Linked DNA regions of Mus musculus: region 1 is linked to region 2. A link is a loop called in an ENCODE intact Hi-C map of the cell type or tissue named here. Cell type or tissue: heart. All regions are shown on one strand. Each heading gives the region's core, and the rest is flanking DNA. Links, peaks and the distances in the headings are about the cores only. Region 1 overlaps Cobll1 (Cobl-like 1). Region 2 overlaps Grb14 (growth factor receptor bound protein 14).

Region 1 (15,437 bases), core at 3,866-11,865, 150 kb after region 2:
AGAGGTACTTCCCAACCCCAGGAAGTTGACCAACTGAACAATTAAACTTCCATAGTACTTGGTTAAAATACCTGCAGCCAAACCTAAGCCAGTCCTTGCCAAACATCCCTCTCCTTCCTCCAGGGCTCTTCAGACCTCTCCGTAACCATTCAAGGAAGGAGCTACAACGTGCACCCAAGTCCACATTTGGATTCAGAGCCACTAACGTCAAATCTGATTAAATATTGCAATCAGACCCTTGGGGAGGGCATCCTTAATGGACTTGCGAAATAACTCAAGGGCCTTCTGTGACAAACAGCAGAGTATAAAACACAGGACACAGGACCTGGTACTGCTTAAATACCATTTTCAGTGGAATATAAAGTTAAAGAAACCTTCTAACTGATTTCTCTCCTGTTCTCAAACTTCCACTTAATATCTTATGAAAGTAACAAATTTCTCTGTCAGCCAAGGGGACGTTTGGCAGGCAGTCTTCCTTGTCTATGCTGGTCAGGAAGCAGAGCCTGGAGCAGTCACCAGGCTGTTCAAGGCAAAACGACAACACTCAAAAAAAAAAAAAATCCAAATCAAACTAAAAGCCTATTTTCAAAAACTATCCATCATAGAAGATGATTATGAGAAACTGTAGGGAGATCAGAGAGATGGCTCTTCAGTTAAGAGCTTGTGCCACTCTTGAACAGTTTAGTTCCCAGCACCTTCCTCTGGTAGCCCACTGCCATATATATAACTACATCCTCAGAGAATCAATACTCACTGCCAGTCTCTACAAATACCTGTGCACGTGGGTGGGGACACACACACACACTTACAGAAATACTGCCAGGACCATAACTGTATCTAACACGCACATCCACGGATAGAAGTTAAAGGGCTGTGGCTCTCCTGTTTCAAAATGCTTTATGACCTAAACTGTGTCCCATGACATTTGGAAAAACAATTAAGACTTAGTAAAGAAAACAAATGAACATAAGCAAATGGTGAAAATTTACCTGCCATCTGATGTTGATAGACATACATACCACTTTACATAGGAAAAAGTATCGTACATGGACAGCATCAGAGAAGCCTCAAATTCTAAAGATAAAATATGTACCCCCAAAGCTGACAGAGTTAGATGAATTTCTTGATGAATTCTTTCGATAAAGCCCTAGTGGCATGCCACTCCAAAGCTATTGTAAGACTACAGTAGATGATCAATATGTAAATGCAGAGACACTGGAAGCAACCGAAACTCTGATCTGCCTCCTAGCTCCCTGCTTCAAGAATTCTGATTGATTGCTTTCATGAGATATATAATAAAATTCTTCCATCTCCGTGCTGCACACCCTAACACTCACTGACAGGTCTGTTCTTTCACCTGATAAAAGCAGTCATGGCATGAAGTCTCAGGCACAAGTATGTGGTTGTGGTACAGGAGTGTCATAAAGAAGCTGGTACAGAAATGGAAAGGGAAGGGAGGTTTAGCTCAAAGACAGAAGACCCACAGATTATCAGTCTGGGGGATCTTAGAAACAAGCTTGTGTTTTTTAATGTGATATTTACATTTCTAGGGATAAGGAATTTAAAACATATCAAAATGAGATGAACTGCAATTTTATAAATGTTCTCTCTCTCTCTGTGTGTGTGTGTGTGTGTGTGTGTGTGTGTGTGTGTGTGCGCGTGCGTGCAATTTATGAAGACAATTTAAAGGGAAAAACACAGACATCCAAGAAAGGGCTTTACCACCTTGTCCTGTGAAATCCACTCCTTTAGCCTGCAGAGCAAGTAGACAGAAATCCCCATTTCTCAAGATACAATTTGAATCAAAGATGCTAAGAAAGTGGCCATTAGAGGAGAGTGTGACTGTTACTCGGTCACCAGGCTAGACCTAAAGGTCACCAGGCTAGACCTAAAGGCCTATCATAAGCACAGTCTATGCGGTGTGATGAAAACTTACCCACTTTAGTGACAAAAGAAAAACATAAAGATTGGTGCAAATGGTCCAAAGTCAGGAATTTTGAACAAATAAGAATAGTGACTCTAGGTCATCAACAGTAAGTTGATGACAAGAATACAGATTTCATTTTGACATAGGAATGAGATTAATGTGAGTCTCTAAGAAAGTAGCTTGATATGTTTTATTTTCTTGTAAAATAGGGAGACAAAAGGTGGTTGGTTGCCATGAAGAGTTCTCTCAGGAAAGAACTAGTCAGTCAAGATAAAAGCAAAGAAGGCCACAAGAGTCAAATGTGAAGATCTTTTATGTGGACTAAAGCATTACTTTTCCTAATACATAGTGAAGCCCTAGGCCCCTATACTGTGAAGAAACCTTTAATCTATTGAATATATCCTTTGGTTAAAGTCTTCAGGAAAGGCAGGGGTGTATAAATTAGAAGACTTCAGTATTTTTTTATCTAACTCGTAGCCAAGACAACTATTATATGTTTAGGTCGAGGATGTAACATGTAAGACTGGAGGGGCTCCAAAGTCAAGAGTATCAAACACTAGAAAACAGATGTACAGAACTGCTATGGTATCTTAAGAAATGCACATGATAAGGTTCTAAAGTGACCAGCCAATTTATTGAGTATTATTAAATGTGAACTTGTCTGACTAAAGAGAGGCTTACCGAGTGTTCTCAATTTGGAAGATAGAATACTGTAATATCTACTAACAAATGGGATTTGGAGTCAGTATTCGGAGTTCAGCCAGGAGACATGTCATGAATTGTCTTGGTAACTTCAACCTTCTCATGTATAAAAAGTAAGCACAATAGCCAGGAAAAGTATCTATGTCAGAAAGGGTCTGGGTTACCCAAATGACATCATGCATGCACAATGGAATAAAGCCTAGCAAACCACACATGCTACCTCATAGACATCAGCTGGCACTCCTACAACAGTTGTCTATTTTCAGGCTGGGAATATTATTTTGTAAATAAGAAAATAATAGGTACTGAGGTGAGAGAGAGGTACCGATATGAAATGAGGACATTTACATCATCTATCTCTCCTAGGAGAGAACAGAAATCGAGTCCTACTGGAATCTGACTTGGAATCAACTCTAAAACCCAACTGTGTTTATGCTCTGCATCCAAGGTTGGGTTATTGCATAAAAACCCCCACTAAGTCACTGCAGCATACCATGAAAGACTCCAGTAATAATTAAGGTTTAACACTAGTCTGTTACATCTTGGCAACGAGTAGATAAATGTGTACTGCCGCATAGACATTTGAACAATTTCATAACCATGCCTAATTAGAATGAACTGCTTACAACTCTCTAGTTTCAGTATCAAAATTCATTTCCTTCAGTCAAATCATGACAGGAATTTTAAAAGAAGGTCTGAGGTTAAATTGTTTTTAAGTCTGAAGGGTTTGCAAAATGAAAAGAAAGCCAGATTTCTAACTCCCTAGGAGAGCCTGCCTTGGCTAATCATTAGCTACTCAATTCTACGCTCTAGTTAAAGCCACTGATAAGGCTGTGCACTATTAGTAAGCCTTGCAACTGAAACAGGAACACACTCCCACAAATGTTGTGACCCGTGTAAAGGGAAATATTACAAGAAAAAATAGGATATGCTGGTGAAAGAACATGGTAAGGTCAGATGGGAACCCATAGCAGATAGACCATCTGAATCCATGCCTAGATTAGCATTCACTTACTTAAATGACATAAAATCTAACAGAAGAAGGCAGAATTAAGGCAGTACTGTAGCCCACAGCAGTACTGAGGACTGGCTCTGGAGATGTTAGTAGCTTACATATTAATCACAGGTACACCATAACATGGGCAGTAAAATCAGCAAATCCTGCATGAACCAGAAATACAGGGGGGGAAATGTTCTAAAGAGGAGAAACAGTGTAGCTCAACTGCAATGATGTTGCAAAATGTTCTAATAGGAGATCTTGGATTATATCTGCTTTTAGGAATATTCTTAAATTTGGGGAACGGTGGGTTTAGCGGGGACTTAACCACTTGAAATGGTCTCTAATCTTAAAATTCCCTTTCTTCTTCAAGGAAAGTTTAACATTATGCTCAGCTAACCTTTTCAACAGCATAAAATCTATTAAATATCTTATGATTGACATTAGGCTTATGCAAATATACTATGAATATGTCCCAACTTCACGTATGACTGATGGTTGAGTTTTAACTCTTGGTGGAAGATCCCTAAATTAATTTTACAAGTTAGACACACAAGTTGGTTTGAAATATAATTATTTTGAATGTAATTATTTCATAATTAATGGAATATAGAAATATGAGAAATTGAATTTGCAAAGTAGGTATGCTCTGTAAGCAAGTTTTTTTTTTTTTCAGTAATAAAATCAATATAACTGCATTGGAACAAAAGCAATGCTTAAAATGAAAGGGAATTTTTTTTTAAAGAACAATTGTTGTATATCCTAACAAACACTGGTCAGCCCTTTGAGGTTTTGCTGTTTATTTTCTCAAGTGTAATTTTTACAGCTGTATAAACACATGCAAAGAGAACTGCCTTTATACTGGATGGAAACATACATGCCACTTGTTTGTCATTGAAGCTTTTTAGAAATAAACTATTTCCAGGTAAAATATGGAAAAGCTTTTTCCAAAGATCTGAATCTCTGCTCTATAATAGCATATTCTCTGGAGAAAAACCTATTATTTTATTATTATCTACCTAAGCCCATATTAAGAGTTCTCCTTGATAGCATGGAAAGTCTTACCTTGTCAGGATTGACTCAGATTATCAACATCCAAGTGAAGGAATGGGTAAACAGATGTGACCTATCAAGTACAAGCAACTGGGCTGAGCAAAAGACAGGAGACATCAGGTACAGGGCCTGCAGCTCTTCAACCTACACTATGTGAGCAGTCATCTCCTCTGCCAATTTTAACACCACTCCTATCATTCTTCTGAAATAAGTACTACGGTAGAAGCCAATAAGATTAGAGCTAGATCATCCAGAAGGTGTTCCATGTGGCATCAACACCATTAGCTTGTGACTTTTTGTTCCTAATTAAAGTTAAGGCCCTCCAAGGAATTCCACGTGGCTGTGTTGGTCACAAGATTTGTATCAAACATATCTTGTGCAAAATTCATTATTAGTTAACAGTGACATTTATATCCTCTAGTTAATAAGCTCAGCAAATGAACACATTTTTCTCACACTCTAAGCCTTCCATTTCTTTGTTGCACCACAAGGTGCTTGTGTGGATTCCTGTGTTGCAATAAGTGCACACAGAAAGATGCCAGGTGTTAAGTCTTCAATGTTGCTATCATACATTGGGTCTCAGGAGTCATTCAATAGGAGTAGCTGTTGTGACCTGGTTACCACCAACCAAAGGTCCAGACTACAGAACTTTTTTTTATTAGGTAGAAGCCAGCCGTACATAGTTTTGCAATATAAGAACTTGAAGATTCTGGGAAATTTAGTTAGAAAATTTTATTCCTCAGAGAAAAAGAACACAGCAATGGACAAGTTCATTTAGTGTGGAAAGTTGATGGAAAGACTACAGCAGAGAGTAAAAACACCACAGAGTATCTAGGAGAGCCCAAGGTGACACAAGACACACAGAGGTTGAGCAGTTTCCATTTACATGCACACTGGCCCTTTTTTTGTGCAAAGAAAAAAAAAGACAAATTTTTAAGCCTATGCTATTTATGCCTTTGACAGACATGTACATTCTTCTTCTTCAGACACATCAGTGTTTCCGTCAGTCCCACCCTCCCCTCACTCACTGAGCTCTATTTATATAATCGTGGCTTGCTAGTGACAATCTTGGTTTTAACATTTTTAAGCCCAAAGATGAGAACTGAGCTCAGCCGTACATCTTCTACGAACAAGAAGAAAGTAGAACCTAGGATCGATCCAAAGTAAACGAGAATACATGGTGAAGATCGTGGTTCCCTGTAATCCGAACAAACTGGACTGACATGTTTCTAGGCACAGGTGAGGAGAACACCTTACAGATGAGCTGAACTTAGAACCCATGCCAAAGTCAAATGACAGCCAAAGTAATACACTGGGGGAGGAGGGCATTTCAGTTCAGCCCAGAGAGAAAGCCAAAGCTATCAAGAAAGCTTTATCCCTCCCTACACACTCATACCACGGCCATGCTTCCTCTGACCTGGCTACTGTTACTGCATGCTGCTGAGTAGAGAAGGGCACACCTACTCATGCAGCCTTCAACACCAATGTAGGCCAGAGGCTATGTAAGCCTTGGACTTCTGACTTCAGTGTTCTGCTGTGACCTAGTGTAAAGCTTAAGGCACAGGCAGCCTTTTGCTTACTGATAGACAAGGAAGAGAAACGTGTATTCAATTTACAAATGGTCAAGAGCTCTTGTTCTTTGAAGATTTTTCTTCTTTAGAGGTTAAAATATAATTAGCAGGTCCCTTTACTTTTAGGTTTGAAGCACACCTGAAAGTGCCAACAGAGGGCTTGAGTGTAGATTAATGGAGTGTTCTCTGTAGAAGTTGGCCTGGAATAGGAAAACTAAACACATAAGCAGGCGCCGCTGCCTCGCTTTTCGTGGCCATGACTCCTTAACAAACCTTAGAAAAGTTACAAAGAAATGATGCACATTATGCATGGGAAAAAGGAAAGAATATACTGTGCTGGTAGATTTTTTCAGATGCATTAATCCACTCATAGCTTTGGAAGTAGAGCCAGATGTACTCATATATCAAGCTGCAACTGTCATGGTAACCACAGTTCCTAGGCAACTGTTGAACTCCGTGTGGGGTCCACTTTCCATACAATAAATACAAGACGCGAGCAGGAGAGAAAATAAAGTGTTACATGATAGCCCAAATTAAAAAAAAAGCAGGAAGAGAAATATTTCTTAACGAGTACAAATACATAATCTATTACAACAGGGAGTACAACCTTAATTGGTCTGCATAAAATAACTGGAAAAATTCACCAAGTAAAATAAAAAACAGATGTTTACTTGCTTCATGGGCATATCATCTGCTTCTAAACCAAATTAAGTAGGGAAAAAAAATAAAGATAAAACTGTGTAAAAGAGGCATGCAAAGCATTCCTAAAAAATTGAGTCAGCCACTGAAAAACGAATACTCTGGGTATTAAGTTTCACTTGCATAATATCAGATGGCAGGAAGTCTTGGTTTCCCAATATTCGAATGTTGTCTGTGGCAGCACACACATTGAGACCAAATGAAATGCTCAGTAGAGGTTATCCCTTTACTGTGCTTCCAGCCACAAACCTACCCCAAGGAGGTTACACACCATGCCAGTGGCTGGGGACAGTTATTTACTGTTGAATGCAGAGGACTTGAAGCAGTAAAGCCACACTAAAGGTGGGAGTCAAAAAGTCTCCAAAGGTTTTGGGAATTCTACAGGTGGAGATTTCCAACAATTTCTTTTAAACTCTTCCACTTCCACTTGAAACATAAGTTTAAGAGACCAACTGATGGAAACAAGGCAGTCCTCTGCCGACTGATTTTGCTACAGGTGTCCTCAACAGACAGTAAATGGTTCTAGGACTCAGATTTCTATACTTAGTCTTATTCCCCAAAGCTGTCGATGTCATTTTGTTGACAATCTTACTTCATATGGTTACACGCACTTCATATAGGGATACAGTTACTGTTCCTATATATAACAAAAAAGGCCAAATACCATAGACCTTGTAACACAAATGACATTTCAAATCACGAGAAAAAGTCTGTTTGATAACACGTTCAAAAAGTTCTAGGAAAAACTGCTAGAAAATTTCTAACTGGAAATTCATTTTGAATTAAACATTTTCACAGGATATAATATATTCACCTATACAGAGAAAGTGGCATGAGGCTGAAAATGATGCCAAAGTGTACAGAAAATTTAGGGACATGAAAATTAGCACACACTGAAATGGAGCTTCAGTGAAACTTATTCTTTAGATGGACTGTCAGATGCAGAAATTCTACACAGGTCTGTGAACTTGGATCGTTAATGGACCACTTTCGGGAAGAGCACACACAGCAACTGTCAAAACCAGCCTGAAAGTCAACAGCCAGCTATGTGAATAATTCCAGTGTATGTTCCAAAATCACTATCCAAATATCTCCATTTGCCAATGTTGAGAAATGCCCTAGAAGAATGAAGCAAGTTATCAAATGCAGACAGCCAAAAGTGGAAGAGACGTGGCCAACACTTTTTCCTTTTCAAAACCAGGTACATTTAAAGTAAGCATTGACTACAGGGGATCACAAGACCAGTGACTACTTAAAGGGGGACCAAAGTGAACCAAAGGTTAAACTGAATACACTGACCATCATAAATAATTTTCATGTATTACTAATACTTAATATTTATAGTTTACTTTTCTGCCTCCTTAACAATCAAAATAAGAAATTTATAACATCATAAAACCATTTTCTTTTATTATTATTATTTTTTAAGAAGCTTTCAGGGTAAAACTGGAAATGATTAGAATGCTGTACTGTTAAACAGCGCACCCTTGTGGTCTAAGTTGCATCACAAGCAATAGCAGCTTGCTTCATAGATATTTTTCCTTTTATTATGTTTTCCTATTTCACTGTTACTACTTTCAGTGACTAAAACAAGTTTGCTAAAACCTCAACTACATTGTTCAAGGTGGCATGTAATGCTTAATTATCATCCATATTTTTTATTTAAAATTGTAAACAAAATAGCAACCAAAATAAGTAACATTCATTCAGCAACTGGAGTGTTCTACTGAACGTCATGAATATTTGAATGTAAACAGTTATCAGCTCAAGAGTTAACCGTATATAAATACAATACCTATAGGTACACAGAAATTAAAACATATGAGGCAAGTTCAGAGTCATGGTTATTCTCCTTAGAACACACTTCATCAGGCAGTAGAGATGAGGAATGATTCAACCTTGTGGAGGTGAGAAAGCAGAAGACAGAGGTGCCATCATTTCTTTCTGACAGAGGAGGAGACTTCACTTGAACAACAATGACTAAAATGTCCTGCTTAGAATTGGAAACATTCCCGAAACTGATAAGGTTTATAAGGAAAATGATGTCAACAGACGTCCCTGGGACACCCCTGCCCCTCCCCCCCCAAATAAGCGCTGGTACAGTTTCTGAGCTGGGAAACGTTAAATAAGAAATATAAATGTGTCAGTTGGTCACAGAGAGCAGTATGAAGGTACATTAAGCTGGTCCTCTTCTGTCTACTCTGAGTTTCTTTGGGAAATGACTGGAGAAGAAGGAAGGGAAGACACTGTGGATGAGACTAAATGAAGCCTTGGTCTCTAACAGAAGTCAAAAGAATAAAACAAATGAACACCAAGATGACGATGAAGTTTTGGATAACAGTTTGGTAAAACCCTGGGTTGCATGATAGATCTGCCAATTCTCATACAAAGTCAATCAGTAAGTATTCACAGGTTCAAATTTAACAGCAAGAATATTTGGAATTACAAAATGGACATGATGATTGCCTAGGAATGTTATAAAACGTCACAATGGTTTAAACCAGGGTTCTAATGGCCAGAAATCTGAAATCAAGACATGTGACAAGACATGCTCTCTGTGAAGGACTCTCCTTGCCTGCTGCATTCTCCGGTGGCTTCCAGTGTTCCTGTATGGCAGGACACCCAGCTTGGCCTGGGGCTGCACACAACTCTCTTCTGTCTTCATGCTAATTGGCTGTATGAATTATCTTATAAGGGCCCTAGCCTTTGCACTAGAGCCCAACTGAAAGAAAAGATGGTGGTACCTCCAAACTTAAATCCATATGCACACTATTTCTAAATCATATTTACAAGTATTAGGGCTTAGAGAGAGAGGGACAAGCAAAATAGAAGTGGGCTTCCGGAGAAGTGCACTTTTTGTTCCCAGAAGGCACTGTGGTGCATAAAGGTAGGAAATTACAAAGGTGGGTCTCCAAACAGGAACAATGGGGACAGGTGAAGAGCCAGGGACCTATCAATAAGATACTCACATGGGAGGCCAATCTGTGGACTCTTAAGTCTTAGGATCTTGTTACATTAGGGCCTGAAGACGATTCCTGGAGGAGCATTATTCAAACCACTACAGGCCATCACTGGGAAGAGAGGCCCCTTGGTATTGCAAACTTTATATGCCCCAGTACAGGGGAATGCCAGGGCCAAGAAGTGGGAGTGGGTGGGTAGGGAAGCAGGGCAGAGGGAGGGTATAGGGAACTTTTGGGATAGGATTTGAAATGTATATAAAGAAAATATATAATAATAAATTAATTTAAAAAAGATTCATTCACAGATTCAAAAAAGCCAAACAAAACCAAGCTGAGGAACAGATATCGCTTCTTAATAAGAATAATAAACAGACTTTAAGAATACAGATTCAGGTATGGTCATGGGTGATGGAGAAAGTAGTAGAATAGGAAGGAAGGGAGGAAGGAAGGATAAAGAAAGACAGAGACATGGAGAGAGGGTGAGGGAGGGGAAGGGAGGAAAGGAAGGAGGGAAGAAGAGAAAAAAAGAAACAAAAAACTTAGTAGTTATAAGAAGGTAGTAAGGTGAAGGAGGAGTTAAAAATGAAGGGTGTCTAATCACACAACACCTGGCCCTGAGTCTAGAACATGGGAGATGCCCAGGAAAGCAAGTGTTCTTTCCTGAGTGGTGTATATGAGCAGATACATGCAGACAAACATAACCCCAGCTTAATCATTAAGGATTTTGGTAACGAATAAACAAAACACAGTCCTTCAGCTTCTCTAGGGAAAAGCAAATAATTCTGGTTCCTGTTGAACAATACATCAAAGAACTACCCAGATGTCCAGATCAAAAGACAAAATAATCAGAAAATTGCATAAAGATGTGTAATTTGCCAAGGGCAATATTTAAAAAAAAATCACTTAACACAGGGCACCAAGTGGTCACAGAGCAGAGGATGAGAATCAAAAGAACCAGCTTTCCGTGAGGTCGCTGGTGGAGTGGATCAGACTTCCAAGAGGCAGACAGTAGAAGACGATGTAGACGCCTTGGAAACTGAAGCACACAGAAGCTACTGGGATGGCTTGGATGAGGATAGTTGGAACAGAGATAACTTCTATCCGAAGACAAGAGGAGTTGGTAGCTATGTGAGAGTGTCAGTTACATTCTTACAGTTCACTTCTCAGGTAATTAAAATACAAAATAATCTTCAAAAGGCTCATATGAAGAAGTATAAAGGGGCCATGCACAGAAGGAGGTCTTTGAGACCAGCTTTGTCCTGTATTCCCTGATTAGTTGCTGTCTGGTTCTCACTCAGGCCCGAGCACGCTGTATCCTTGGCATTCTGGAATCTGAACAGAGTTCTCCACCCAACTATTGCACTCCCACACACATTTATGACTGAACACAAAGACTGCCTTTTCTGTGAAGCGTCACCCACCTACAGGATGGATGGATACCTTGGAAGGTTTTCAGCAAATGATTCTCTCAGTGGAAAAAGAAATCGTCCCTCTGTTTTGTAAAATGAGTTTGTTTGTTTGTTTGTTTGTTTGTTTTTTATGGCACAGTATTAACTTAGATTAAAAAAATACGAAGTTTTTAAAGAGTTCATTTCTCTATTTGAGTTGCTAATCATCTAGAACGGTAATAAAATCCTTTAACTTCCTAAAGGACTCCACTCAGTGTCTGAATATCTCAAAATACATTTTACTTTCAATGTCACTCACTCTATCTGAGCCAACTCTATAAGCATCTTCTGTTCAAACACATTTACTAAGTTTTACTTAGGCTCTTCCTGAATAAGGCAAGCAATGTGTAGGTATTTTTTAGACAATTTTATTTTACTGAGGAAGTCTGGTAGGGTGGTTTGGCTGGTAGAGGGTCAGGGGCCTTCCTCCAAGCCTGATGTCTTGGTTTCAATCTCTGGAACTGGCATGCTTGAGAGACAGAACATACATGCATTGTTCTCTAACCTCCACATGCCACCCACATTCGTGCCCACACGAAAATAAATGAACTTTTTTTTTCCGTTTTGTAAATTGACATAATGATTTACGTAGCGCATCCCCTCTGGATGGACAATAGGAGTATAAAACAGCCACACATTATTAAAAGGCTTGTTTTTATATTTTTGGTTATGAGCCTAGCCTTTAACGGCCGAGCCATCTCTCCAGCCCAAAAGGCTTGTTTTTAAAACATAGCATTAACAGATCAAGTAGACACCAGGATTTTCCCTGGAGAATCTCAGAAGATGCCAGAGGTTATAAATGCAAGCACGGAACATATCACCTATGCAGTTTTAAAAAATATATATGGTCAAAATATGCATTTAATTCCCCATACATGCAACCAATGACTGTGATGAAGTAAAGCAAGACAAAACGTATGTATCCTGTATTGGCTGAGGATGGAAGCTTCTTAAAACTGACATCTAAAGACATGGCAGAAGTATCCATGATCTTTTTCTATCAACCTTGCCAGTAACTATTCTACTGAGTACATAGTTTTTTCTTAAAGATTTATTTATTTCACGTATGTGAGTACACAATCTTCACACACACCAGAAGAGGGCATCAGATCTCATTACAAGCCACAAGATGGTTACAAGCCACCATGTGGTGGCTGGGAATTAAACTCAGGACCTGTGGAAGAGCAGTCAGTGCTCTTAACCTTTCTCGCCAGCCCCACTGAGTACATATTAATAACTGCTTCTTCCTCAGGAGTCTCAGTGGAAAAAGATAAGTTAGATACGGAAAAAACAGATGCTCCCCAGAGCAACCTGCGAAACAAGGCAAACACAGGCTACCTTATCTGTGTCGTCCACACTGGTGGATCTCTCCACACAAGACGCTCGTCTCTCCTGGCCTTGAGCAGCACCCTGGGATGTGGGCATCGGTGGCAGTGGGGCACGTCTCTTCTTGGGTGCATCCGAGGGCAGGGTATTGGAAATGTACGGTTTGGAAATGGTGTTGGACCTCGTGAAAGATGGACGATGCTTGCTCACTAGTGGGGTCGCAGGAGCACTGGCAGTCTAACAGAAAATCAAAAGGCAATGGTCAAAATAAAAACCACTCTAAAAATACTTGTTAAGAATCTTAAAATGGTGCATGAAAATGCCTACTTGCTCTCGCTTTTTCTTGCTGCGTTGGAAAAAACTGAAAATCCCTTTGTTTTCTTTCTCCTTCACAATGTCCGGGTTGTGTGATATTTGGCAGGACTCTGAAAAAACATGAAAAACAATTTACTTTTTGTTCACGGGTGGAACGTTCATTCCCAGTGTTTCTCTTCTAACCTCCCTTTAAAAGGATTTTCTGGTGATCAGTCACCCACTACAGTCACTAAGCAAGGCACCATATACCTCACCCAATTCTCAAAGCAACAAGCAAACACAGTGACCACGTTAGATGAGAATGAAGTGAAGCTTAAGGAAGAAGCAAAGACACACAGCCAGGGCCAGGAGGCACAGCTAGACAGTGAATTCAATTTCTTAGGCACTGTGTAATTATCAGCATTACAAATGCAAAGTAAGAAGGCTGCATCGCAGTGACACATGACGCTTCTCCCACGCAGCTTATCCTTTTGTTTATTTCAGCTATAATTTTGTCAGAGCTAAACAACCATGAAGCATTTCACTCGCAAAAGCATGAGCCATTATAATTACGGCTGCCAGTCTCTCTGTTCCCGTGGATCTAAACAAACTCTGCATGGAAAAATTCTCCAAGAAAAATTCGATCTGTACTGAATACATACAGAGATTTTTCCTTGCCACCATTTTTGATTGAAAGTCACGATAATGACCATTTACAAAGCATTTCTGAGGCACTGGGTATCACAAACACTCCTGAGATGATTTAATGTATATGGGGGGTTGGGCGTGGGCATAAGCTATATATATTGGGACTTGAGTTTCCATAGATTTTGGTACCCTCAAGGGTTCACAACCAATCTCCTTCAGGCACTGAGGGAAGACTGGACCAAGTATTGTCTCTTAAATGCTATTTGTTTAACCTAGAAGTTCTCTTGGTTCCAGAATTACCAAGCCCTAAATACTAACAGTGCTGATTAACTTTAGTTAGAACAGCAACTGCCAAACTTCAAGGCTCTGTTTTTAATCTTTCTTTAAAATAAAAACAACAACTATAACAACAACAACAAAACAAAACCTGTTTCCTAATATCAACTGAAGGGGTCAATAACTAAGAGCCAAGCCAGCATCTAAACCGCTGTGCCCCAGCATGCTTCCAATACAGTATCCTAGTGAAAGGAAGCATGATGGCCCTGCATCAATTGATTTATTGTTTGTAGAAAGCAATGAGCTACAAACAACAACTAGTCATGTAAGGGTGCAGGTTACCAAAGTCCACTGGGAGTCATACTAAAGGACTTAGGGACCATCCTACAATGATTTCTATTGGCAAAAGTCAGGACAACTGTGATACCATAGAAGTAATGCTATTGATAGGTATCACGTGAGCTTGAGGAACTGAGATCCGAGTCCCTGAACCCACATAAAGCTGGACGTGAGAACATACATCTGTAACCCTAGTGTTCTTACAACATGGTGGGAAGCGGACAGGAGAACCACTGGAGACCTGTGGGCCCTCTACCTGGCAGGCACATTAAGAGACCCTGCTCAAGCGGTAGAATACAATGACCAATATCTGCAATTATCCTGCTTGCTATATGCATGTCACAGCACACACACTCCCATCCAGCAATCTCACCCTGTCCCACACATTTATATACAGGAGATTTAAAACAAGAGCTGGTAGCTGAAAGGAGGATTGCCTAAGACCAGCACCCCTTTTCAGCTAAGATGTACACGGCAGATGCTGATGATTTGTGATGTTATTAAAGTGTCTGTAAGTGGAAGTACAAACCTCTACTTATGAAAGGGATCTCTCTGTGTAGCTCAGGGTGGCCTTACAGCTCTGGGCTTATACAATCCCTCCTCCTTCACCTCCTGAGGAGTTTGGACTACAGACAAACATTATCTGGCTCCTATGAAGTATTCTTGCCACAAATTATCTCATCCAAACCTGTCAAGTCTCTATATTTATACTCAGTTGACAAGAATAAGTAAGTAGGTGAAGTTATACCCACAGGGTGCATGGGATCTATCCTGAAAGAAACAGACTACAGGATGGACTGTAAAACAAAGGGCCTTGTGTCTTCAGTTAAAAAAAAAATTATAAATTCAAAGAAGGAGAGACTAGGACTCAACTGTGAAAATATTTTTTCCACAAAGAAACATGGGAATTTTATGCAAACCAGAACAATTTCAATGATAGTGGAAACAAAGCACTTCACATTAAGAAAAATTGAGAGATACCTGGGCAGCACAAGAGGGCTGACCTTGGTGGTAGGGGCGAAGGTGAACTTGCCCCAAGGTTATGAGTGTGGGAGAGCTGGCCCTCTTAGTTGTCTTGTTGTCTGTATTACAGTGACATGGGTGACATGGGTGAGGGAGAAATGCTCTCCCACCCTTGTTACCAGTGGTAGGCAAAAAAGCTGGCCCCAGGACATCAGAGATAAGACCTGGCCCCTC
Region 2 (15,437 bases), core at 5,096-13,095:
CCCTGAAAGCCATCTTTCCTGTCACATGTAAAACTCCACCTGGAACTTGCATCTGTGTTCTACCCACAAATCCTTAGTTATGGTCCACCTGAATTTCAAGGAACTCCTTCTTTTCAGTAGAATATTTTGGATATTCAAGGCTTTGTGGTGTGCCTTTCCCACCTGTTCTAGCAAGCATCCCCCCTGTCTGGGAAAAATTTCTATTTATTCACTATTTACACTTATACCCCAGCAACCTAGCTTAAGTCATCTTGGCTTAATCAAACCCTGCTGAGCAGATCCATCCATTGCAAGGCCTGTGAGCATTCTGCACACTAAATATTCAACTTATTTTCCTGGCATTCAATTTGAAACTGTTTTCCATCATGGTAAATATAATTACTCAAAAATATCTCTGTTCAGGAAAGGTGCATGTCCAAACCCAGACACTATTGCATACGCCAGCAAGATTTTGCTGAAGCGACCCTGATATAGCTGTCTCGTATGAGGCTATTCCAGTGCCTGGCAAACACAGAAGTGGATGCTCACAGTCATCTATTGGATGGAACACAGGGCCCCCAATGGAGAACCTAGAGAAAGCACCCAAGGAGCTGAAGGGACCTGCATTCCTATAGGTGGAACAACAATATGAACTAACCAGTACCCCCGGAGCTCGTGTCTCTAGCTGCATATGTAGCAGAAGATGATGTAGTCGGCCATCAGTGGAAAGAGAGGCCCCTTGGTATTGCAAACTTTATATGCCCCAGTACAGGGAAATGCCAGTGCCAAAAAGTGGGAGTGGGTGGGTAGGGGAGCAGGGTGGAGGGAGGGTATAGGGAACTTTTGGGATAGCATTTGAAATGTATATAAAGAAAATATCGAATAATAAATAAATAAATAAATAAATAAATAAATAAATAAATAAATGGAAAGGCAAGGTTCATGTACTGGGGAAAGAAAGTCCAAGTACGAACTGATTCAATATGGCAGTCTCAAGATACAAAGCCACTGGTGTCTGAAAGCACATGTTCAAAGCCAGTCAGGATTGTCGCTGAAGTTTCCTTCTTCTCATCTGGTTTTTAGCAGTTCCCCACATAGTGATTTTTGTGGCATCTCATTGGGCCATGTTATCTAAATAGGCTGTTGTTCATAAGGGCATGCCTCTTACATGTGGATCTGGAGGAGGCCAGGGCTGGCTTTCTAAGGATGTTTCCGCTGCTCCCCATGTGGCCATGCTTACAGCGGACAGGATCAAACTCTAGAGGGTGTTCCTGCCCACATCCAGGACAGTATAACCCCTGACTGAGCATCAGTGAACCTGATTCAGTGGAGCAATGGTGTATCCTGGAGCAAAAACCCAGGAAGGGTGACTGAAGGATGGGCGAGCAGGAAAGGCCCCCTCAACCTCCTGACTACCCCATGTGTTTTCTTACAGCAAACTCTCATCACCTGTGTCAGAGAAGCCTGCTTCTCATTTTCCAACCCCATGTTTTATTTCAAAGAAACTAAGAAAATGTAAAAGTTAGAGACACTCGGGAGCTATGCTAGATTGTAAATGAGAGGAAAGTACAGAGCAGGCAAAGCACTGAGAAGAGAAATTTTTAACCACTCATTCAGGAAACGCATTGCTCCGTGCAACCTGCATTGTTACAGATTTTCAAGATTGGAACATGTAAGTTAAGAGCCTCATTATCTTATTACATGTTACCAATTATATCTATCACTAGCACATAAGTACCAGAAAATTAAATTTCAGAAGCAATGTCAATAGAAAATTTCCTGGAACAAGGCTTTAAAGCCAGTTGAAATTCATGGAATAAGTGTTATTGATTTTAATAAAGAAAAAATACTTTGGTTTTAACTCCATTTCAAAGGCAGATTTTGTAAAAGAAAAAAATTTAATGCTGGTGTTTTTCAAATATACACTTTTGTATATATGTATTTATGTGCATATATGTATATGTGTGGTATTGTGGGCACATGTATATATAGGTGATAAGTATGTGTATATACATGTGTATGTGTAAGGTGTGTATGTAAAGTGTGTGTTGTGTGAGCTATGTGTACTATGTGTTTGTGTGTGTATGTGTGTGTACATATACAGGGTGTATATTGGTGTATGTGTGTGTGTGTGTGTGTGTATGTTTGTATAGTATGTGTGCAGAGTGTGTGTGTGTGTGTGTGTGTGTGTGTGTGTGTGAGAGAGCAAGACGAGATTTCACCTAGTTTAGCTTTCCTCTACAGCACATCCCAGAGGTCTCTGGAACCCACTTGTTTATAGAAACTTTTTTATGTCACTAGTGCAGAAAGGCCTTGAGAACTCTGTTCTATGTCTACTTATCTCCTTTAAATTCGTGACGACAGAAAAGATAAAGTAAGCTTCAACTCTCAAGTGGCATTAGGCCTCTTGCAAAAAGCATTAGTACACCTTCCTATCTAAGAAAAAGAAATCAGTTCCTCACAGAAGACACGGGACTGATGGGTGCACACCTCAAGCTGGGGCTGTTAAGGATCGTGGGAAAACAAGCAGTTCTGCTCTTCAGAACCCTTAGAACATAATATTAGCATCCTGTTTCCGCTGCAGCCTGAAAGATAAAAAGGGCTGGGCATTTGTATGACCATGCTACTTAATAAAGGGATGTAATACATTTCTAGTTAAGTCCCCCGAATTCCCAGCTTGCTTTCTAGTGTGAAGAAAATAGGATGAGAAGACTAATATCATTTGCAATTGTACACCAAATGAAATTCTGCTTGGAGCCAAAGAATAGGAACAGACTTTGCTTCCCAATGGAAAAGACAGTTGAGTAACAAGAGACACACAGCTCTGATGGGATATGTTTACAGCATCTCCCTAGCATAAACAGACTGCCCCAAAGGATGCCACGGTATATACAATGGCTCTGATGAGAAATCCTTCCATGTGGATGGATGATTGACAGACTGAGAAAACTGAGCCATCTCTGCCTTAGGAGCAGTTTACAACTTCAAATCTGTTCTAACAGCGCCCACTTGAAGCACGAAAATCACTGGTCACGGTAGTGTAGTCCTCACAGTCTCGAGTGTCAGTGAGTGTATCCGTTTACGGGGATATACCAGAATGTCTTTAGACTCCTGATCCAGCAAACCAGTTCTCCCATACAAAGTGAGCAGCAGAAAGAGATTTCAAAATCCACCTTTTTTTTTCTTTTTAAATAAAAGACACAACAATAGAGAGGAAAGAAGAAGAAAAAAAGGTTGACTTCAGAAAAACATTCGAGGGCCTTACAACCTCTAGACTTAGAGACAAAATACTTCAAATATAAGCTGAAGGTTGTGTCTAAAAGAACCAAAATAAAGAGAGAAAGAGAGAGGCTGAGAGTGAGGGCAATACACACTGCCTTGTTCTCAGAACACTCTGGATTTCTGTGAAATTACCTGGAATTTGATTCTCAGAGAAGTTTATTATATGGAAAAGCCCAGGAAGACAGAGCAGACACTAAACAAGGTCTCTCCCCCTCTCCTTAACCCCCCTCCCCCCCCCCCCCATAGCTGACCACAACAATGGGATGCAAGAGGATCCCCAGTTCCTTCCAAGCTGGATGCACTCAAGAGCTTTGGGGATGCATCAGGAGTGTCCAATGAGTATTTGCCAAGGGCTTTCCAAACTGCCATCCTGGGAAACTGATAAATGCCCCACGTCCTGCCCTCACTGTCCTCAGCTTCTTCAGAGAATAAGAGAGAGAACACAGCTTGTCACAGTGGGGAAGTGTATGAGATCAATCATTAAAACAAAAAACAAATAGAATGGAGAGAGAGAAAGAAGAAAAAGGGCAAACAGAGGAATGATGACTGGAGCATGACTGGACTGTGTTGCTCCTGGGCTAGAGTGTCTAGGAAAAAAATCTGAGCTCAATTAATATTAACTAGTACTGTATTTAAAATAATGTGATAAACATATTTTAAGTGTATCTTCCAGTGTTTAAGTTTCATTCTTTAATCCTATGTATCCATTATTTCTATCACTAACGTATAATTACTAGAAGATTAAAGTTAAGACAAAAAGTCCACAGAAGAGTTCCCTGCACTAGGACCCAAAGTGGAGCTCATTTTGTTTCTATAACTCTTCCAAAGTTATGAGCAACTAGAGAAAGATTACAAAACATTTTCTGATGCTTCAAGATTTCTTGCTGTTTTTTTTCTTTAAACAGAGAGCAAATGTACTTAAATCATATGAATATTTTTATAGCAAGGTCAGAGCAGCCTTGGATCTTCACATTCTTCTAAATAAGGAATGCTGTGGCCAGAGATAAGAGGAGACAGTGTAAGGATTTTGAATTAAACAAGCCTGTGTGTTTGCTTAAGGGGATGGAAATAATGCGTTCATTAGTTCTTATTCCATATCTCTGCTTTTCAAACAATGAATCTCCAAAAGAACGCTGCTCCAGCAGCCCTCAGTAACTCCAGCAAAGCTGCTGCTCCCTGCGCCCTTCCTCAACTTTTTCTAGGTGTGAAATACTGAGAGCAAAGGAGTACATAGCTTAGAGACACCACATAACAAAGTCTTAGGAAATTTGAAAGAAATATTCAACAATCCTTATGCCTGAGCAGAAACTATGCATTTTTAATTAGTTACATTCGTTCAAAACACGCAAATGTCACGAATATTGACTCTCGGGAACTGACATAACAAAGACCATGCCTTATCCTAGTCTGCTTTTCAGCTTCATTCCACACAACCTGCTCCTTCCTCCCTGATCTCACCACCCCCACTCCCAACCCCACCCCCACTCACCCTCAGTTTCTTACAAGTGCCTAGCTCCTTCCAGAACACAGCATGCTTTGACATAGTGCACTGACTACTGGTACTATCTGAACTATCTCCCTGAAACCTACTTTTCTTCCCTAAAGTCTCAGATACACCATTATTTCTTGGAAGGAAAATGTCAATGACTTTTCCAGTTTAAGGCCAGAATGTCTATACCATGCGTGGTGTACCTGTGCCATCAAACCCACAAAGCCATTGCTACACAGAACACCACACAACATCAGTCACAGCGGCTTCCTATCTTCTCTCCAGCAGCCCACAGAACACGGGGCTCACAATGGACAAATGAAATAGTTATTCTATGGTGAATAGACTCATTGTCTGTAACCCCAAGTGAGACATTACGGATTCCACAACAACACTATTGAGCCCTCAAGTTTGAAACCACACATGCAGACCAAAGAGAAAATAGTAGCAAGTTTTCATAGAAAGTCTCAGCTGAACAAAACCCAATCTGGGACTTAAAGTGGCCTGTTGTCATATTTGACATTGTGTAAAAAGTTGAAACACAGAGGGAGGGGGAACCTGGGTAAAGCAAATAGTATGAGAAAAGGTATTGAGGAAGAAGAAAAGCAAATAATAATAACAACAATGACAACAACAACAATAAGACTGGGTTTGCTGTAGCAGAACTAGTGACACTTCACAGTTGCCAGCAGACCAAGGAGAAGGGTGGTCTCATCCGGACATGCTGAGCACCGGGTTCCCTTCAGACCAGTAAAATGGAGAACGAAATCTGCCACACCCCAATTACAAAGCACCTCTCAAAATTATCTGAGAATACAGTAATAAGGTTTAAAATAGAAGTTTTACAAGGCTCTCCTCAATAGGGGCAAGAGAATTGACTGCTCAACAGCTGATGGTGACAGAACCATAATGGAAAGGGGAGCTAGCTACTAACAGCAGATTTGCCCCAGACCTTTTCTCACATTTGAAAGATTGGGGTTTTAAGTAGTCAGGTCCCTCAAGCTCCTACTAACCCAAGGTCTTTAAGTTCATCCCTAATGTTATTTATTTTTAAGACTACAGGATGGAAGTTTGCCACACCTTCTGTGTAGTAGCCTTGGCTTAGCAGTCGCTTGCTTGCTGCTCTGCTTCCGTTTGACAGTTATAAAGAGTGCCTGGGCTAATATCCCCTTATCACTAAGTGCATACCATGTATGTTCTTTTGTGACTGGGTTACCTCACTCAGGATGATATTTTCTAGTTCCATCCATTTGCCAAAGCTCCATATACTCAAGATACAATTCACAGATCACATGAAGCTCAAGAAGAAAGAAGACCAAAGTGTGGGTGCTTCGGTCCTTCTTAGAAGGGGAATAAAATACAGGAGCATATGTGGAGATAAAGTGTGGAGCAGAGACTGAAGGAAAGGTCATCCAGAGACTGTCCCACCTGGGGACTCATCCCATATACAGTAACCAAACCCAGACACTATTGTGGATGCCAAGAAGTGCATGCTGAAAGGAGCCTGATATGGCTGTCTCCTGAGAGGCCTTGCCAGAGCCTTACAAATACAGAAGCAGATGCTTACAGTCAACCATTGGACTGAGCGGTGGGTGGGTCCCCAATAGAGGAGTTAGAGAAAGGACTGAAGGAGTTGAAGGGGTTTGCAACCCCATAGGAAGAACAACAATATCAACTAACCAGAACCACCCCCCCAAGCTCCCAGGGACTAAGCCTTCAACCAAGGAATATACACGGCTCCAGCTGCATATGTGAGGATGGCCTTGTCATGTATCAATGGGAGGAGAGGTCCTTGGTCCTGTGAAGGCTTGATAGATGCTCCAGTGTAGGGGAATTGACGGTAGGAGTGGGTGGTGGGTGGAGGAACAGCCTCATAGAAGCAGGGGGAGGGAGGATGGGATAGAGGGTTTCCAGGATCGGGGAAAACTGGGAAAGGGAATAACATTTGAAATGTAAATAAAGAAAATATCCCATTTAAAAAAGTGCCTGGTCAAAGCAAACAAATCAAGACTCAAGAACCTGAGTAGCCAGGGGTCTAGTTCTGCATACTAGGGCCAGAATGCAATAGGAAAAGATTTGGGATGTTTCAAATAAGTTTGCATTCCTGGACAAAAGTAGCCCCTTATAGTCTCACTAGTGGACATGTCCTAAAGTTGACCTGGAAAGAGATTCCACATTGCCACATATGCAAATCTGCCTCATATATAGGCTTCCATCCAAAGTTATGCCCATATACATATGTGCACATGTGCATATGTGGACACACATAGGTATAAGCTTCCATTCTAAGCTACCCCCACATACTTATGTGCACATGCACATATGTGCACACGTGCACACACACACACATTTCTGTGCATTTGAATCCAATGTACATTATACAGAGTCAAGTCAAAAATCCCTTGCTAATTTCCCAATGACGTCATCCAAGACCTGTCTCTGAATAGTCAGTGTTTTAAGATACATGTAGTCATGTAGGGTTAACTCCTCTTTACATGATACAAACCTTCTCAGATGCTAACAAACACTTAACCACACTTAAGGCAGAAAACCACTGGTTAAGCTTAGGTTGGGCACAATGTTATCCTGATGTCTCCTTTCAGTTTTTAAGTAACCATTTATTCTCAGAATAACCACTATACATGTGTAAGTGAAAAAGTTCAAATCAGTTCACACAGTGAGAAAGAAGGACAAAAGGAGAGGGGAGGAGGGGAAAGAGTGTAGAGATGAGGAGACAGACAAAAGGATGCAGACATGGTGCATCCAGCTGCAACACTCTTATGGAGACAAACAGCATCCACCCACGCATGCACTGTTAGGAACTATTTGTCTTCATTGATCTTTAAAATTTTTTCCCCATAATTTAATGTCTCAGAAACTCAAATGAATTTTACCATTAAAGGTCTGTTGGAGTTTAATGAGAGGTGTGTTGAATGACATTATCATGTGATATATAGTGCCAAACAGCCAATGGTATATGCTATGTACAGTCTCCCTGTGATGTTTACGTATTACTCTATAGACTTTAAGTCACACCTCTGAAAAAAATAACTTTCCAAATCCTAACATTCCCATACTGTGACAGTTCTAGAGGACAACCAATTTATATCCAGGCTGTAATTCTGTTTCCTTTAAACGTTCCCATGTATCTGTGTGAAACCCATAGCGTGCATATTCCTATTCAAAGCACACACACACACACACAATGTTGTCAGAATAATAAGATAATAAAAGTTAGCAGAATTCAGGCTGAACAATTGACAAAGGTCCTAATCTCAGAAAGAAGAAAGCCAAGGCGAGGGAAGAAGTGACTTGTTCAGGCACCTGCTCCCTGGCAGAACCATGGAACCTGTATTGGCTCCACCTAGACACTGTCTGAACTCCTCCCCCACTGCTAGTCCAGTGTCCATGCCTCTTTAAGCTGCGACTGCTTCATGACACGTTCTTTTAAAAGATTAGCAAGCTAAGCATCACACCAGAATATATAAATGAGATGTATGTCACAAAGCACCTAGTTTTTGAATGCCAAAGAGTTGCTTGCGTTTTCATTGTTTTCTGAATGTTACAAAGCATGCAACTATAGAAACAGCCAGCAGAGGGAGGCTTTATTCTGAGTTGGTACTAATACAGACCCCAGATAGATTTTTCTGTCTGGGGCAATGGCTCAGCTTGCTGCCAAGGCTGCATCTTTAAATGAATCCTGTGGGGACATACAGTGGGTGCCAAAGAGAGGAAGAAGGAAACTGACTTCCACAAGTTATTCTCTCACCTCCTCAAAGATGTCCACACTACCCCGAACACACATAGATAGTAAATAAATAAATGTAAAACAAAAAAGCAAATATGTATACTGACAGAAACCAAAAGACTGTTAATTGCATGAAGTTCCTTCTTGATATATTTATAATCTTGTATCAAAGTAGATTTTTTAAATTTCTGAACAGTTGGACGTTTAAGATTAGTTGCTTCTATATTAACATTGAGAAAATATCCTGTGAACATATATACAGGCATAAATATACATGTGTGTTAGAGAAAGAGAAAATATTTCTCAGATCCTGTGATTTAGAATACTGATATCAAAATTTCTCTTCAAAAATTAATTTGGCTGCTAGAGTTAATTTAATTTCAGAAACTCCTGTCGATATTTTCCAAAGTACAGAGACACAGGACAGGTCATGGGGCTTTAGTAACTTTCTGAAAATGTTATGATTACCAAATACTATTTTAATGTCTTTTTTTTGGGGGGGGGGACTGTCTGAAGGCTGAACATTTTTAATACTTTACCAGGGTGGAAATCTTTACATTTTCAGAGGGAAGTAGCATCTGAAATTACCAAAAGCCCTACTTCTTTCTTTGCCAACAAGAGATTATTATTTTTAAATTCTGGCTCAGGCGACTGGGGCGCCGCCAAGAAAGCCAGCCCTTCAGACAGTCCCGAGCAGGAGTCTGAGACTGGCCATCACTCCAGCTATTTTTAATCAGCCTTGTGTGCCAGGCATGGACCAGGCATTGTGGTTTACAAAATAACGTGAGGCTCGGTGCCTGTTCCCATGGAGTTACAGCCCAGGTGTCTACAGTGCTGAGAATACTGGAATCTGATCTGGGTCAGACTGGTGGGGAACTTCAGGAGAACATCTTCTAAATCTTCAACTTCTCATACTTTAAAATGTATGAAGAGCTAACAGCACTCAGTGTTGTATGTTGCATAGTAATCATATTGTGAATTCTAAAGGAAAATCATCTATGGTGAGTAGGTCCTAAGATATCCTTATAGCCCCAGTATATTCTCAGGTTAGCTTAGTCACTGACTTAGAAGTAAGGCTGAGGACACGGCAAGGAACGCCAAGTCAGCGGGTAAAAGTAGATTGGCAAAAGAGGTGAGAATTGTTCCACGTGAAGCATACAGGTAAGAGAAGAAAGTAACACAGCTGTTCTGTAGAGCAGGCCATGCAGTCTGTGCCCAGGCTGCACTGTGGAACAGGGCCACACACAGGATGTTCCATAAAGCAGGCTGCACAGTGTCTATCCAGAATGCTGTGCAGAGCAGGGATGTATAGTATGTGTGCCCAGGCTGTTTTGAGGAGCTTGGCCATGTGGTATGTATTCCTCAGCTGGGGCATGCAGCACGTGAGCTCCCATTGTTCTACGAAAGTTTTCTTTCTGAGAAGACAGGCCTAGCCTACAACCCTGCACTCTGCCATTTATTAGCAGGAGCTTTGAGGATGGCCTTTCTCCAACCAATCTTCCTCGCCCAAAATGGGTTTGACCAGCAGCCTTGGGAGGTTCTTACAAAGATTAAAAAGAGTCTGGACTCAGTGCTAAGCAGATCACAGCTCCTTTGATTTTTTTTTTCTTTTCTTCCTTTGATTTCTACTGGTCTATGAGGATGGCAGAAAGTCTTCCATCTTGCCAAAAGCCACAAGTTAGAGCTGGATAAAAATAATGAAAAGTCCTGGGACTGTGGCTTTTCACCCTAAGGGATAAAACTCTAAGAAGAATAAAGAAAAACAATAATGTTGAGAAATACTAATAGTAGGTCAGTATCCTGTTTTCACAAAAAACAACACTTACACAAATAATACTAATTTCCATCTGAGTCCCCTTGTTTGAAGTGCTTGAGTGGAAAGTGTATCAGATTTCCTTCCCTCCCCCCTCTCTCTCTGGAATATTGCATACACAATGAGCTATCCTAAAGAAAGAATCTCTCTGTAAACACAGAATTCATTTACGTTTCATTTATACACAAAGCCTGTGGGCAATTCTATTCAGTGTCTTTGGTATACATTATTTTTCCTCATGACATCACACGGCTTCACAGAAAATCTTTAAATTTAGGAGTATTTCGTCTTTCGGTTTTTAAATTAAGAATGCTCAGCTTGCATAGACTATGCCTCTGCTATCCGCGTCCTGATTAGAGATGGCTCAGCCCCACTGTCATACAGGTATCCAAGAGCTTTAGCTTACAACTACACAGCCTGCCAGCCATTGACTAACAACCCTACGATACTGAATAATCTAACTGCATATTTTGTTGTACTTCAGTCTGTGCTCCCAGAAAAGACAGATGATAGGGATATATACATGAACATAGCTTAGCAGTCAATTGCTTGCTTTTTTGTTTGTTTAAGTCTCATGGCAGTCATAAACACAGTTACAAAAAAATGAGCAGTATAAAACGAATTTAAAAAGTACACCATCCTTTTGGCCCTGGTGGCATGATATGAAGGATAATAAGTTTCTACTCAATGCATTTGCTACAACAAAAATTTTTATGTAACAACTTTAGCCGGACATTTAAATTCCTGATGATTATAAAGTTTTTTATTTAAAATTTTTTCTCATTCAATTTAAATCACTTATGAAGCTAATAAAACATGATGTTTTAAAGCCAAGCATAGTGGCAAGTTGTCTGTACTCTGAGCTTTCAGGCGGCTGGAGGAGAGAATGTAGTGGTTTTAGCTTAGTTTGGGTTACATATGGGGACTGTCTCTCTGAAAGCACACATACTATCCACACCAGAAGAATCAAAACCAACCCAACAAATGAACACAAAGCACACGTCTTTTCTTGGGTCAGAGAAATAATTCACATTCTCTTGGCTTCTACTATGTGTTAAATGTTTTTAACACAGACCTGGCAAATTTAGCATTCTGAAGAACATAGAGCAACTGTACGGACAGATACACCTAAGATTACTCCATAGGCTAAAGAGAGAGCTGAACTCAGGTGCCAGGCTCTCTACCTCTAAAACACACTCTGTCCACCAAGAATGCTTTCTGAAACCTTATTTCTCAAGCAACAAAAAACCGTGTAAATACAATCCAAACCGTGCTCTGAGTGACACCTTTCTGGGTTAAGGACACAGATCATTTACCCTAATAAAAATGACATGAGGAGGAAGAAAATCAAAGTTTAGCAGGAACGAGATTTAAAAAATAGCAATGATTCCCCCCCCCTCACTCTCCAAGCCACCACTTGGAGATGTACATGGCCCTGCTTACTCAGAGAAGCATCCATCTGCACAATTGGCCCGCCTACCATCCCCACACAAGGAGAGAATCCATTTCCTCTGAAGCGTACGACCACACTTTGTACACGGTACAATAACAAGGCAATATTTTCTGAATGCCAACGAAGACAGAGGCACTTGTAGTGGTGGTAGCTAGCTGACCCTCATGCTCGCTCTTCACATACATCTTTCTAAATAATTCTGGTACCTTAATTGTTAGGAAATTGTTAGGAGTCCTATTAAGAAACTCCTTTCCTACACCAAGATCTTGTAGAGTGTTGCCTTTGTTTTCTTCTAGAAGTTTCATTGTTTTGGGTTTCTTATCAAGGTTCTTCATCCATTTGAAGTTAGGTCTTTTTGGGTTTGTTTTATTTTGTTTTGTTTTGTTTGTTTTGCTTTATTTTTCTGATTGACAAATACTGATCTAATGTCATTCTTCTACATGTTGACACTCAGTTTTCCCAACACTACTTGTCAAATATAAGATGACTATAGTTGTTCAAGCAGCAATCCCTTTCAGAGTCTGAACCACCAACCAAAGAATATACATGGCTGGCCCTAGCTCCATCACTCCTACACATATGTAGCAGATGTGCAGGCTGGTCTCCATGTGCATCCCGAACAGCTATCCCAAAGGCTGTTGCCTCTCCAATGGATATGTTCTTCTTGCTGGGCTGCCTTGTCTGGCCTCACTGGAAGAGGAATCACCTACCCTGGCAGAGACTTGAAATGCCAGGGTGGCAGGATACCCAGGAGGGCCCTCACCTGCTCAGAGGAGAAGGGGAGGGGGAATAGGGGAAGGATTGTGGGTAGGAGGAAGTGACACGGAGGGAGAGAAGTGAGTGGGATATAAAGTGAAAAAGTTTTAGAAAATGATTACAGTTATATATCCTCATGTTTTGGTCAGAATAGAATATTCTGTTCTATTCATCTTCATGTCTGTTTCTGTGCCCGTGCCTTTCTGTCTTTGTTACAACAGATCTGGAACACATCATGAAATATAAAACGGTCATCCCTCCAGCATAGTTCTTTTTGCTCAGGATTGCTTTGGAGTCTTTCTTTATTACATTTGTCTTTTAGGATGTTTTTTGCATTTCTGTGAAGAATGTTGTATTTTGGTAGTATTGCACTGAATCTGTGAATTACAGTCCCAACTGACCAGGAACATCATCACAAAAGAAGGATCAGAAAGACTGTAAGAGCCAAAGGACCAGGATACCTGATGTGATAGAATAGTGGGTTATGCCAAAACAGCATGCTAGGCCAAAGCAGTTCCACGTGGAAGAGGTTTTATTGAAAGGGAGAGACAAAGAAGTGGCACAGAGAGAAGAGGGGGAGAGAGGAGAAAGAAGAGAGAGTGAGGAAGGGCCGTTCTCCTTATTTATATGGAAAATGACATAACACAAATAAGGGTGGGAGGTAAGCCAAATGGATTCTGGGAATATGGTGGTCGTTGTCTTGGCAAAAGGTCTGCAGGTCGAAGGTCTCGCTGTTGCCTCATAGGTTTGGAATGTCCTGATGATAATGATACCTGCTATGAGACAGTGACAGCTATATATAAAAAGGAAATTGTACCCACAAAATCTCAACAGTATGACCTCCTAAATAAGACCTAAACAACCTGACCATCAGTAAACAAGCCAAAGCAGATGAAGGAGGGAGGACCTCACAGGCACTCACCCATCTCTAGATGAAGAGCGATAGAAAATTAATGACTTCTGAAAGAAAAAGGTAGAAGACCCCTAAACAGTTGTCTAGTACCAAGTGGTCAGTCCTATACATATAAACAGCACTAAATGGCTCAACAGGTTGTATGTATATATTTATTTATGTGTGTGTAATGTGGGGGGTGGGATATACCAGGGAGAGAAGAGAGGGAGGGGAAATGATATAAATACAGTATCCATCTATTAAATTATTAAATTGAATTTAGAAAGAATCCTGATGCTACTGAGAAGAGAAGCGCAGCGTGTTAGGCTCCAGGAGTTTGCTTTGAGTTCAGTTACCCTCAGGGTCCAGGCACAGCCAGTAAGCATAGCTTCTATTTGTTTCTAAGTCTCACATTAACAAGAGCTAGCACTGGCCCCTAGCCTGCCTGCCTGCCTGCCGTGTGCATCCATCCTCAGAGCCAAGACTGTGAACAGGATGCCTGCGGATTCACATTTATCACTCCATAAAAGGGAAGCAGACCCACACCGGGGAGCTTATAATAAGCAAGAGAGAATTTGGTTGCCTGAGGACATTGCAGCATCACAGGATGAGCTGTGGACTGATCTTTACCGCAAGGCCTAAGAAAACAAATCCCTCCCCTGTGCGATCCACGTCTCTGTTCCTTTCTTGTCACATAAAGTTATATTCTGCTTATAAAGCAGCAAAATTCTAAATTAAAAATCACAAGATAAAAAAGTGAAACCTGAATTGCAATAGAAAGAATTCTGAAAACAAATACTGAAAAACAAAACAAAACAAAACAAAAAATTAAATAGCAAAACACACAGAGAAGATGGAAAAATCTAAAAACTTTCAGAAGCCTGGGATAAATACACATGATGGGTACTAAGATTTCAGTATTGTAAAAGGCAACCGTAAAATGATGTCACAGGACGTGGTTGCTGAGTCACAAATCCCTACCTTTTCATCCAAAATTAAGACACTGAAGAGAAAAGCAAAGAGAGGTTTTAGAGAACTAGAATAAGCCTACAGTTCGGAAAGAGACTTAGACAATAGCATTTGGGAGAGAAAGCAAGGGACACTGGAGACCAGAGAGCCAACTTGGGAGCTGGAACACAGAGCCCACGGGGTTAAAGTCATCTCAAGTGGAAGGGGAAAGGCTCCCTTGCAGGCTACTGTGAAGCTGATAGCTCCGGGGCCAGCCAGGCCTGGGCATGTGTTTACTGAGCAGCTAGCTAGGAGTCCGCTCAGAACTTTCTGGGAAAAACTGCGATATGATAATGTGTAATTACATAAATGCCTGGCTGTATGAGAAATGTGGTTAGAACATGATACTATCTTGAATCAATGTAGAATTCCCACTTACCAACGACCTTGGGTCTTAAGAAAAAGTATATTGTACAAATTGGGTTTTTCCCTCCTCTTTCATTTCTGAAATTGCTTTAGGAATCTGTGTGCTTATTACAAATGTTTCCTAGGATGCATAAAGAATATGAAATAATTTGCAAGCATAATCTGACAAGCAGTATGAATTGAGCAGAGGCATCAGGATTGCAGAATTCAAATATGGTGTTAGGTCTTTGGATCTTGCAGACATTTTATATTTTATTTATTTTATATGTCATAATGTTCAACTGTTAATTCTGTGACCTTAAAGTGTTCTTCTTGGTGTAATTAATATGCCAGGCTAGAGTTTCAGTTCAGGTGCCCCACCCTACCCTGTGTGTGTGTATGTGTGTGTGTGTGTGTGTGTGTGTGTGTGTGTGCCTGTGTGTGTGCATGTATGTGTGCGCATGTATGTGTGTGTGTATGTGTGTGCACATGGGTGTAGGTGTGTGGGTGTGTGTTGCCCTGTCTCTCTCTCCTCTCTCAACTTCTCTCTCTTACATACACAGGGAGAGAGACAGACAGAGAGACAGACAAGCAGGCAGAGACAGAGAGAGAATGGAGCATAACAGCCACTTTCTACATAAAACATATTCTTCACTAGAACATATAGGAGTT

Evidence for each region. Peaks named below come from ENCODE experiments on the same cell type or tissue, not always from the same donor. Only the 100,000 strongest peaks of a DNase experiment are listed, where the experiment ranks them.
Region 1: a loop joins it to region 2, with 10 times the contacts of the local background. A loop is called at or near these places in 21 of 42 quality-filtered maps.

What each region holds. Positions count from the first base shown.
Region 1 is chr2:65,113,198-65,128,634 of GRCm38, forward strand. Cobll1 (Cobl-like 1) reads right to left here. Exons shown (of 14, transcript NM_177025.6): 5 at 13,011-13,108; 6 at 12,696-12,920. Among named protein-coding and RNA genes, the nearest start is that of Grb14, 98 kb to the left of the region's middle. In heart, for the core only: CTCF peaks have their summits at 5,181 and 8,437 (motif pointing left); DNase peaks (open chromatin) are centred at 4,844 and 6,054; H3K27ac peaks cover 818 bases.
Region 2 is chr2:64,957,307-64,972,743 of GRCm38, forward strand. All of the region lies in intron 2 of Grb14 (growth factor receptor bound protein 14), which reads right to left. Among named protein-coding and RNA genes, the nearest start is that of Grb14, 58 kb to the right of the region's middle. In heart, for the core only: a CTCF peak has its summit at 8,337 (motif pointing right); a DNase peak (open chromatin) is centred at 9,225; H3K27ac peaks cover 944 bases.